Regions from separate parts of the Homo sapiens genome. Here region 2 is linked to region 1. The links are chromatin contacts, found by Hi-C or POLR2A ChIA-PET in ENCODE. All regions are on one chromosome and are shown on one strand. Each heading gives the region's core, a stretch centred on a gene start or an enhancer-like site at or near the end of the contact. The rest is flanking DNA. Distances are from core to core; before and after follow the strand shown. Region 1 has its middle 31 kb from the start of SUPT20HL2. Region 2 overlaps PDK3 (pyruvate dehydrogenase kinase 3).

Region 1 (5,406 bases), core at 1,761-4,260:
GACCAGCCTGGGCAATATGGTGAAACCCCATTTCTACAAAACATAAAATTAGCTGGGCATGGTGGTGAGTACCTGCAGTTCCAGCTACTCAGGAGGCTGAGGTGGGAAGATCAGCTGAGCCTGGGAAGTCAAGGCTACAGTGAGCCATGATCGTGCCATTGTGCTACAGCCTGGGCGACAGAGTGAAACCCTGTCTCAAAAACAAATTTAGTGAGGATGGGTGATATTGTTGAGGAGTGTTTTCACATTTGCACCAGAGGGTGCTATCTGCTTCCTTGATAGCCACACCGATGTTCTATGTGATGAGATAAGTGGAGTTAACTAGAACCATGTGACCAATTTATTACACCACCATCTCTGAATGTCAAAATCATATGTTTTCCCTCAGATTCAGCCCAAATGTTGCCACCACCATAAAACCTCTCTGAACCGCCGCCTCTCCTGCACTCTCACCAACTTTAAGTCAGCTCTTCTCCATCCAAACTGTCAAAGCATCTTATACTTTTGTTGTGGCATTTACCCCTTTCTGCCTGGTACCTAGCTACTGCAGTACAAGTTGCTGTATTGGTTTCCTAAGTGCTGCCGTAACAAATAACCACAAACTGAGTGGCTTAAAACAACAAATTCTGCCGGGTGTGGTGGTTCATGCCTGTAATCCCAGCACTTTGGGAGGCCAAGGCAGACAGATCACCTGAGGTCAGGAGTTCGAGACCAGCCTGGCCAACATGGTGAAACCCCGTCTCTACTAAAAATACAAAAATTAGCCAGTCATGGTGGCGGGCACCTGTAATCCCAGCTACTCGGAGGCTGAGGCATGAGAATCGCTTGAGCCTGGGAGGCAGAAGTTGCAGTGAGCCAAGATCACGCCACTGCACTCCAGCCTGGGCGACAGAGCAAGACTCTGTCTCCCCACCACCACCACCCCCCCCAAAACACACACAAAAAAACACACTGGAAATTTATTCTCTCACAGTCTGGAGCCCAGAAATCCAAAGTCAAGGTGTCAGCAGAGCTGGTTCCCTCTGAAGGCCTCAGTGGGAAAAATTAGAGATTCCTGTGCTCCGAGGAAACCTGATCATTATTCCAAGTATTGCTCAAAAAATTTAGTGCACAGAACGCAATGAAAAACCACTGCATGGCTTCACAGCCACATAGCTTAAAGGAAAAACCCTCGATTTTCCTTGGCTTGTAGCGGCATGAGTCGCTCTGCCTCCATCTTCCCTTGGCCATCTTTTTCTCTGTGTCTTCCTTTTCTGTCTCTTAAAAGGACACTGTCATCAGATTTATAACCCACCCTAAATCCAGAATGTTCTTATCCTGAGATCCTTAATTATGTCTGCAAAGGCCATATTTTCAAATAAGGCCACATTCATAGGTACCAGAGTTAGGACCTGGACATATCTTTTTGGGTGAGCACAATTCAACAGCACTACATGTGTCATTAGACTAAGCTCCTTGAGATGAGGATCTAGGTCTTGTCCATCTTTGTCGACAAGTGCCTTAAACATAGAAAGTGTTCCGTATGCTTGCTGAGTTCATGGGTGGATGGATTGAGGTGGTTGGCCAGATAATGAATATTGTCTAACCTCTTCCACTCCTAATGCAGTCAGAATTGGGAAGCATGCATTAGAGATTCCTGTGCCCCATGGAAACTTGATCATGATTCCAGGTATGACTCAAAAAATACAGTGTACAGAACTCAATGAAAAACCACAGCGTGGCTTCACAGCCATGTAGCTTAAATGAAAAACTGGATTTAGGGTGGACTATAAATCCAATGACTGTGTCCGTATAAGAAACTTCTCTCAAATCCTTGCAAATATATCCCAGATGAAGCTGCTCTGGCCTTCAGAGGTTAAGGTAAACTTGGCTGAAACCCCAGGTGTCACAGACAATGAGAATCCACAGCCCTTCCTACAATTTCTGCAAATCCTGGCCCTAATTCATGGCCCTAATTTGTTGTCTCTGCATGTGTTCTTGATTCCTTCCCTTGCCAAAGGTCAGACCCTTTCCCGGTTGTTGCACAAGATCCCTGACTACCCCCACCCCCACTGTCCCCATGAGCATTTTGTGACTTTAGAACTTCACTGAAGATTTGGGGGTTACAGAGTATACCCCATATTCCTCAGCCCATTTTCTTACTCCATTTTCTCATTTTACTTTTCTCTCTTCTCTCTCTCTGGTTCAAAACACAAATTTCTTTCCTTGTTTCATGCCAAGCAGTTCTGTTCATACTTAGGCCCCTTGCCATCTCAGCTTCTACTCTAAACAGGCTTTTTTTTTTTAATGTAAGGCAGGAAGGCAAGAGAGAAAGGAGGGAGGGAGACCTAGAGGGAAGAAGGGAAAGGAGGAGAGAGAATTGAAACCTTCTAAGAATTTTCATACCAGCTATCAAAATAATATTTTCCTTCTCTCTATTTTATAAATATTAATAGGTTAAAGTTTGAAGTTCTTTGAGTAGGGAGAGAAATTTCAACAGCCTTTGGTCCACTTGCTGTAGACACCCCTCAAATCCTTGGCGTCCTTAGCAGAGTGAAGCAATCCTCTTCTCAAGTTAACATTTAATTATAATTGCAACCATCATGACGATTAAACCTCCCTTTTTGTCATTGTCTTTTCTTGGTATCATTCCTTTGGCTCCATTCACATGATATAGACTGTGTATGAATCACAGAGTCTGTGCTTTTTAACTGTGGCAAAACCATAGGCAGCTTTTTGTTTATTCCCAGAATCAGTTCCAAAACAGCTGTTAAATGTTCGTCCTTGGTTCTGGCATCTTATTTCAGGGAATTGTAACAGCAGCATCTTCTGCTTTTAATTCTCTCGAAGAATGAAAAAAAAAAAAAAAAAACTCCCCAAGTTTGTGTGCCCTGTGTAGGTGCTAGTTAATGTCTTATTTCCTCTCATTTCCTTAATCAGGAAATTTCATAGTTCAGCAGCGGCAGGGTTCCCATTAATGTGGTTCTGACCAAGCTGTGTGAAACAGTCGACCGTGAAAACAGCTGGCTTTGCAAGCCACTGAGTGTTCTGAGCTGAGACAGACCAGGAGCTGCCATTCGACACCAGTAAGAAAAGCAAGGACATTTTTCACAGTGGCGGTTCCATCTCTGGTAGAATCGATCTGCTGAAAAGTAATACATTAGGTCGTCCACCGAGTAGTTTGGACATGAATTGGCTGGTGAGTTCTGTTTTAAGGAGATTTCCTTGTGAAAAACTGCCATTGAATGATGGACACATTTAATACATTGTGGTATGAAAAAGCGCTCAAAATCAAGACAAATTGTTTTTTCTTGGTTCAAGGTATTGCTTCATTTAAAATTATTACTGGAAGAGCAACAGCTTACCAAAATGGCCATTTTCAAATGACATGAGCTATGTATAAATTGCTCTTTACCAATGGTTTTCACACACCATAGTTATACGTCGGAATAATCTGAGGAGAGCTTTGGAAGAAAAACACTGGTAACTGAACCCTACTCCCAAAGATTTCAATTCACTGGCTGGGGGTAAATTCTGGGCAGTGGTGTTTTATAAATGCCCTCAAGAGATTACTGCCGGGCACGGTGGCTCACACCTGTAATGCCAGCACTTTGGGAGGCCAAGGTGGGTGGATCATCTGAGGTCAGGAGTTCAAGATCAGCCTGGCCAACATAGTGAAAACCCATCTCTAATAAAAATATAAAAATTAGCTGGATATGGTGGCACATGCCTGTAGACCCAGCTGCTTGGGAGGCTGAGCCAGGAGAGTCGCTTGAACCCAGGAAGTGGAGGTTGCAGTGAGCTGAGATCATACCACTGCTCTCCAGCTTGGGTGACAGAGTGAGACTCTAAAGAGATTCTAATGTACAGCCAGGATTAGAGCCACTGCTTTATGAAAATCACAACCACAGACAACTTTTGAGACCAATATGTTGTGTATGGGGTATGTACATTGCAGTTAAGTCAATTAATTTTCTAATTTCCTGCCTTTTAAGTAGAATTTGTTCTCCTTTGATCAGAGATGATGAACCCATGGCAAATCTTTGGCAAGCCTCAAACTCACTTTTTCATACCCAGCCTCCCTTCCGCCTCCCTCTCTGCCCAGGGAGACGCATATGTAATTTTCAGCCCATACTATCTTGTAGAGACCAAACATTCCCAGCCCAGTTCAGACTGCCCCCGATGGACTGGCTTCTCTAATACATATATCATTCCCTGTTTGAGTAAATTAGGCTTCTCTCTTTCTCTCCTCAACCTACAGCAGCGGGGAATCACCAAAATGGGGGCCTACAAAGAAACTCCCAATATCCCAATTGACCATACTGGTCTTTGTCCAGTATTCTCCATTTCAGGAGATGGTCCCCAAATCTACCCTCTTGTTAAGCCAGTCACTTGGATTCCTCTTTGATTCTTTCCTTTCCCTCATCCCTCCCATCTGATTCCCTTCCTCCGCAGTCAATAAGTTCTGTCTCTCTCTCTCTGAAGCATAACTAACATTCACCCGCTTCTCACCACCCCCACGGCCACCTGCCTGATCCAAGCTATTAACGCCTTCCACCTTGGTACTGCAGTTGTCTGCCGAATGTATCAGCCTCTCTCTCTCTCTCCTGCTCTTGCCCCATTCCACACCCAGCAGCCAATCTTTCTATATGGTGGTTCATAGACCACTTTGCTGCTGGAAACCTTACAATAGCTGCTTATTTATGAGATGGAGTCTCACTCTGTTGCCCAGTCTGGAGTGCAGTGGCGCAATCTCAGCTCGCTGCAACCTCTGCCTCCCAGGTTCAAGCCATTCTCCTGGCTCAGCTGCCTGAGCCGCTTGGACTACAGGCACACACCACCACAACCGGCTAATTTTTGTGTTTTTGTGTTTTGTTTTGTTTTTTTATTTTTTATTTATTTATTTTTTTTTTTTTTGAGACACAGTCTCACTCTGTTGCCCAGGCTAGAATGCAGTGGCATGATCTCGGCTCGCTGCAACCTCTGCCTCCTGGGTTCAAGCAATTCTCTGCCTCAGCCTCCCGAGTAGCTGCGATTACAGGCACCCGCCACCATGCCCAGCTAATTTTTATATTTTTAGTAGAGATGGGGTTTCACCAACTTGGCCAGGCTGGTCTTGAACCCCTGACCTCGTGATCTACCTGCCTCAGCCTCCCAAAGTGCTGGGATTACAGGCGTGAGCTACCGTGCCTGGTCATCAGCTTTTACTTAACAATTCTACTAGGTCCATTAGCTATTGTTGACACTAGGTCCATTAGCTATTGTTGACACATTTATCACTCGAGCTATTCTTGTAATGTGTGTCAGTTAGGGCCCTGGTTACAAATACAGAAACCAACTTAAGCGAACTTAACCAAAGCAAGAATTCATTATAAGACTACTGACCTGCCTTATGGAACTTACACAGTGGAGACCTAGAAAGGAATT
Region 2 (5,406 bases), core at 1,746-4,245, 210 kb before region 1:
TTATCCCTTTATTCTAATTATTTCTAAGCTTTAATTGCCACTAATCCTATTATCTACACCTTTGGATAGAGGATGAGGACACTCTAGTAACTAAAAATGACTGTTACACATATAAATACTCCAATGAGAATGCCACTTGATTCATCAGCTTCATGTGAACTTTGGACAATGCATTTGATACTAATGAATGTTCATTGATGGACATACTTTTTAAAAGTCTCTGGGGGCTGGGCGTGTTAGCTCACGCCTGTAATCCCAGCACTTCGGGAGGCTGAGGCGAGTGGATTACTTGAGGCCAGGAGTTCAAGACCAGCCTGGCCAACATGGCGAAACCCCGTCTCTACTAAAAATACAAAAAATTAGCTGGGCGTGGTGGCACATGCCTGTAGTCCTAGCTACTCGGGAGGCTGAGGCAGGAGAATCGCTTGAACCCAGGAGGCAGAAGTTGCAGTGAGCCGAGGTTGTGCCACTGCATTCCAGCCTGGGCGACTGAGCAAGACTCCATCTCAAAAAAATAAATAAAATAAATAAATAAAAGTCTCTGGGCATATAAGGCTATGGATTAGATATTGTTAAAATCATTGGGTCAAAACGCCAAGAGGTCAAAGCCAGCCAGCCCCAGTGATGCCCTCCGCCCTGCCACATGCAAGCAAGCTAGGTAGGCATCCCGTCCTTTCCAAAGGGGACAGTTGGAGAAAGTCATAAATAGCAGGGAGCCAAAGATTATTCTGGGCCAGGTGCGGTGGCTCACACCTGTAATCCCAGCACTTTGAGAGGCCGAGGCAGGCGGATCACAAGGTCAGGAGATCGAGACCAACCTGGCTAACACAGTGAAACCCCGTCTTTACTAAAAATACAAAAATTAGCAGGGCATGGTGGCGGGCGCCTGTAGTCCCAGCTACTTGGGAGGTTGAGACAGGAGAATGGCATGAACCCAGGAGGCGGAGCTTGCAGTGAGCTGAGATCCCGCCACTGCACTCCAGCCTCGGCAACAGAGAGAGACTCTGTCTCAAAAAAAAAAAAAAAAAAAAAAAAAAAAGATTATTTTGAGGTTCCCAGCCTGACAGTCAAGAGAGCAAGGAGGACACACTGTGACCAAGGGGATGGTGGTGGGGGTCACAGCCCATTATGCATAAGATTCGCTTTTAAAAGGAAAAAATGGCAGTGAAACACAATGCATGATCCTGAAGTGGATTCCTAAATCAGGAGGAGAAACTGCAAAAAAAAAAAAAAAAAAAAAAAGATGGGGGTAGTATCAGGACAATTAGTAGTAAAGTGAGAACAAGTTCTACATATTAGAAGACATTACTGTATCAATGTTAAATTTCCCAAATTTGATGATCACATTGTGGTTTTCTGAGACCTGTTCCAATGAAATACATGCTAAAGTATTTAGGGCAAAGGGGCATGATGTAGACATCGTGTATGTGTACCATATATGGGTGTGTGTACCATATATAGACATAGATTATATATATGTGTGCACGCACGTGTGTGTGTGTGTGTGTGTGTGTATGCAGAGAGTGAGACAGAGAGAGAGAATCTGAATGACAATGGTAGAACGTTGCCAAATGTTAACAATGTTAACAATTAGTGAATCTACGTGAAGGTATACTGGAATTCTTTCTACCAGTTTTACAACCCTTCTGTTAAGTAGGAAAGTATTTCAAAATAGAATGTTTAAGAAACAAGAAGGAAGAAATGGCATGCATTTGTTTGGAATGGATACGGAAAAGGAACAGTTAAAAGACAAAAACCAAACAATAGAGTTGACATAGCAATTTGTTCAAGCCTATACTTTGCCGGAATAATATAACACATTTAAGTACATTTGGTCTTTGTCCCTGCTTCCTGGACAGAGCTCCCAAAACCCTTGGAACTACCTGAATGATAGGATTGTCTTCTGCTATCCATAAGGAGCCGCCTTTGACCACACCTGAGTTTATGCTAATGTGGTGACTTAGGACGGGACCTCTAGATAGCCTCAGGATGGGGCTGGTCACCAGAAAGGCCAAGTGATTCGAGGACTGCAACTTTCAGCTCTACCCTCAACCTCTGGGGAGGGGAGAGGGCTGGAGATTGAGCTCTATCAAAACCCTTGAACGACCATCAGAGAGTCTCCAGGTTGGTGAACATATGGGGGTACTGGGAGGGTGGTGTGCCCAGAGTGGGCATGGAAGCTCCATGTGTCCCCCCATACCTTGCCCTATGCATCTCTCCCATGTGGCTGTTCCTGAATTGTACCCTTTCTAATAAACCTATAAACATAGGTGAAGTATCTTCCTGAGTTCTGTGAGCCGTTCTAGCAAATTATCAAATCTGAGAAAAGGGGCATGGAAACTCAATGTCTAGCCACTCAGTCAAAAGCACGGGTGGCCCAGGACTTTGTGTCACAAATTCAACTTCTTCAGTTAAATGACATATGCTTTAAGCATCAGAGCTATAACTGATTTAAGTTTATGTTATACTCTGTCAAAATTTTTCCTACTTTTCATGGAGCAAATGAAGCAAAGGAGGGAACTGATATTTTTCCAATCTGAGGTTCCCCTTTAAATGACTTAATTTGTTCTACAAGAAGTACTGACTTCAAGGAATGTCTTTACAAGGAAAACGAAAGGAGTAAGGTTAAGACTTGATAAAAGCAGCAAATATCCTGTCAGAAGAACTGCAATCCCACCACACACAAGAAAAACTCAGGAAAGTGTCTAGTATAACTTAACAAGCATTTTCACTAAAACAACTTTAAAACAAACAGCTCTAAAAGAAAAAAAACAAAACAACTTTTAATTGCATGGAAAACCCAGCTATCCCAAATGACTCATTCCTACCTAGACGGGCAGTATGTGCACTTTTACAGAGAATGGTCTCGCTGCCAAATGTTCACAGCATTGTGGGAAGATCCATTTTAAGCCACATTGTTTACTTACCAACTCTGAACCAATCCCACTGAAGGGCGGTTAAGTAAATTATCCGGCAGAAGATTAACTTCTCTCATTGTGTTAGCCAGCCGCACAGGAAGTTCCTTTCGTAGAAACATATATGAAGTTTTCTCACATGCATTATCTCTCCCTATTAAGACATGAAAAATGTTCCATGATTTTATAGTCTAACAGATGGAGAAATAAAGTGCTCCCACGGTAGCACGGTTACTACTGGTTGGAAAGAGAAAATTAAATAATCCTGCAGTCTCTAGTTGAATTTTTATCCTTTGAAATAGCAAGTTCAAGAAAATAAGTTAATTAGCAGAGAAAAAGAACATTCATTACAAGAGGCAACTTTGAAAGCAGTTTTTTTTTCTTAACACAAAAACGTTCCTAGTGTTACCAGCGGCAATACAAAAGTGACCTGGGATATAATCTGAACTTGTTTTCAAATAAACACCATGGGAAAACTGCCAAGTACAAAGGTAACAGAACGTGTAAATCCACTCCCATTCATAGGGCTTTCCAGGAGGCAACGGATCCATTCATTTCACAATTATTTACCTACTGTGTGTGCCAACTGTTTCCTAAGATTTTCCTCCAGTGTGTTTCTTCAGGGACCATAGCTCTGCCCCTCTGGGAAGTAGCCACAGACCCCAGAGACCCTGTGCTTCCAGAGGAGGGGCTCTGACTGAGACACAGGGTTGGCATGTGCCAGAGAAACATGCCAGAGAAACTATCTCCTGGGTATACTCAGAGGCAGAGTGATCTACCATGCCACATCGGAGAGGGTAAGATGTGGGTTGACCATAAGGAAGGAGGTCAGTGCCTTCTGGAGGCTTCCCTGAGCTAGCTGTGCATAAAATTTACATAAACAAGACGCCATGAGAGGAAACATACCTGGCCACTTAAAAGAGGAAACCTGAGCTCTTTCCCCTGCTGTCATGTGGCAGGAAGAGTTCTAGCATCAGCCTGGCCTGCAACCCCCAGCCCTGCTGGAAACTCCATGGTGGCTGGGAGTGGAGGGCCTGATAGAAAAGGCATGAGCTTTGGAGACAGAAATGTTCTCCAGCCCCAACTCCTCCATTTGCAGGTTGTGAAACCTTTGGTAAGCTTCTTCACTTCTGAGTCTCAGCTGCCTTAATCTGTAAAATGGGGATAAAACTAGTTTGTGTAAGGACTAAATGTGATACTGTGCATGGAGGCTGACACGGAGCAAGTGTTGGACAAACACTGGTCCTTCCGGTCTCCGTGGTATTGAGGGGTCCATCCCATCTCCCTCGCCCTGCCTAGGCCTCTTTGCTGCTCCATATTCCCTGGAGGCTGCACAGAAATGGGCAACATCATGGCCAGGCCCAGAGAGAGACGAGCAGAGCCATTTAACAATTTTCTCTTCCAAACTCTCCTTATTCTTCTGTACGTCATGAAGGCAGCAAGTCAGAGATTCAGAAGTGAATCCAATTTTCTAACACTTCCAGTCATATTCTGGTTTATTCATTTGCTCTCCCTACCAAATAAAACTTGAAAAAAAGAACCTAATCTAGAAAGTAATCTGCAGAACCTTTCTTCCCCACTCATCCCTGACCCCCTTCTCCATTCTCAAAAAAGTTACAATAAAAGATGAAAGTCTGAAATAATCCATCCCTCATTTCCCTCATCCTAAGTGAGTATATTGAAGGCCTTTGGTAAATCTTTTAACTAAATGATGATTCACTTTTCTCCTTCATACTTTCACTGTGATAAGTACCTCAATCCCCAAATACCCACTTCAAGTAAGAGGAGAAGGGGTGTAATGCCCCCACAATGACCTTCCAACATCTATTCTATACACATTCATTTGGCCTTAGGCAATTAACATTTAAAATGACTCTGGTCATTTTTTTTTTTTTTTTGACGGAGTGTTGCTCTGTCGCCCAGGCTGGAGTGCAATGGCATGATCTCGACTCACTGCAACCTCCGCCTCCTGGGTTCAAGTGATTCTCCTGCCTCGGCCTCCCAAGTAGCTGGGACTACAGGCACCCACCACCACGCCTGGCTAATTTTTCGTATTTTTAGTAGAGACGGGGTTTCACTGTGTTAGCCAGGATGGTCTCCATCTCCTGACTCGTGATCCACCCGCCTCGGCCTCCCAAAGTGCTGGGATTACAGGCATGAGCCACCGCGCCCAGCCAGCTCTGGTCATTTTGCTTCAAATAATATAGAGACAGTCCCCAACTTAAAACAGTTCAACTTATGATTTTTTGATTGTTTAATCTTCTCACTTTATGATGGGTTTATCTAATTATTAAGGGCTTTTTTGTTTTGAGACAGAATCTCACTGTCACCCAGGCTGGAGTGCAGTGGCATGATCTCCGCTTACTGCAACCTCCACCCCCCAGGTTCAAGCGGCTCTCGTGCCTCAGCCTCCCGAGTAGCTGGGATTACAGGCGCCCGTCACAATGCTTGGCTAATTTTTGTGTTTTCAGTAGAGATAGGGTTTCATCAT

The links. Hi-C counts contacts between places; a loop is a spot of excess contacts on that map. ChIA-PET counts read pairs that join two places held with the same protein, here RNA polymerase II (POLR2A). Pooled maps may share reads with other maps.
Region 2: a loop to region 1 is called in a map of A673, with 2.0 times the contacts of the local background. The contact joins two enhancer-like sites. A Hi-C loop is called at or near these places in 1 of 168 maps with a recorded cell type or tissue (A673) and 6 of 50 pooled maps. POLR2A ChIA-PET finds 5 or more read pairs at or near these places in 1 of 52 experiments (WTC11).

What each region holds. Positions count from the first base shown.
Region 1 is chrX:24,280,163-24,285,568 of GRCh38, reverse strand. No RefSeq gene overlaps it. Among named protein-coding and RNA genes, the nearest start is that of SUPT20HL2, 31 kb to the left of the region's middle. Within about 2 kb of position 3,010, at least 2 of the 41 ENCODE cell types and tissues checked have a DNase peak (open chromatin) inside an H3K27ac peak, as active enhancers do.
Region 2 is chrX:24,492,405-24,497,810 of GRCh38, reverse strand. PDK3 (pyruvate dehydrogenase kinase 3) reads right to left here. Exons shown (of 11, transcript NM_005391.5): 2 at 2,928-3,069. Among named protein-coding and RNA genes, the nearest start is that of PDK3, 30 kb to the right of the region's middle. Within about 2 kb of position 2,995, at least 7 of the 41 ENCODE cell types and tissues checked have a DNase peak (open chromatin) inside an H3K27ac peak, as active enhancers do.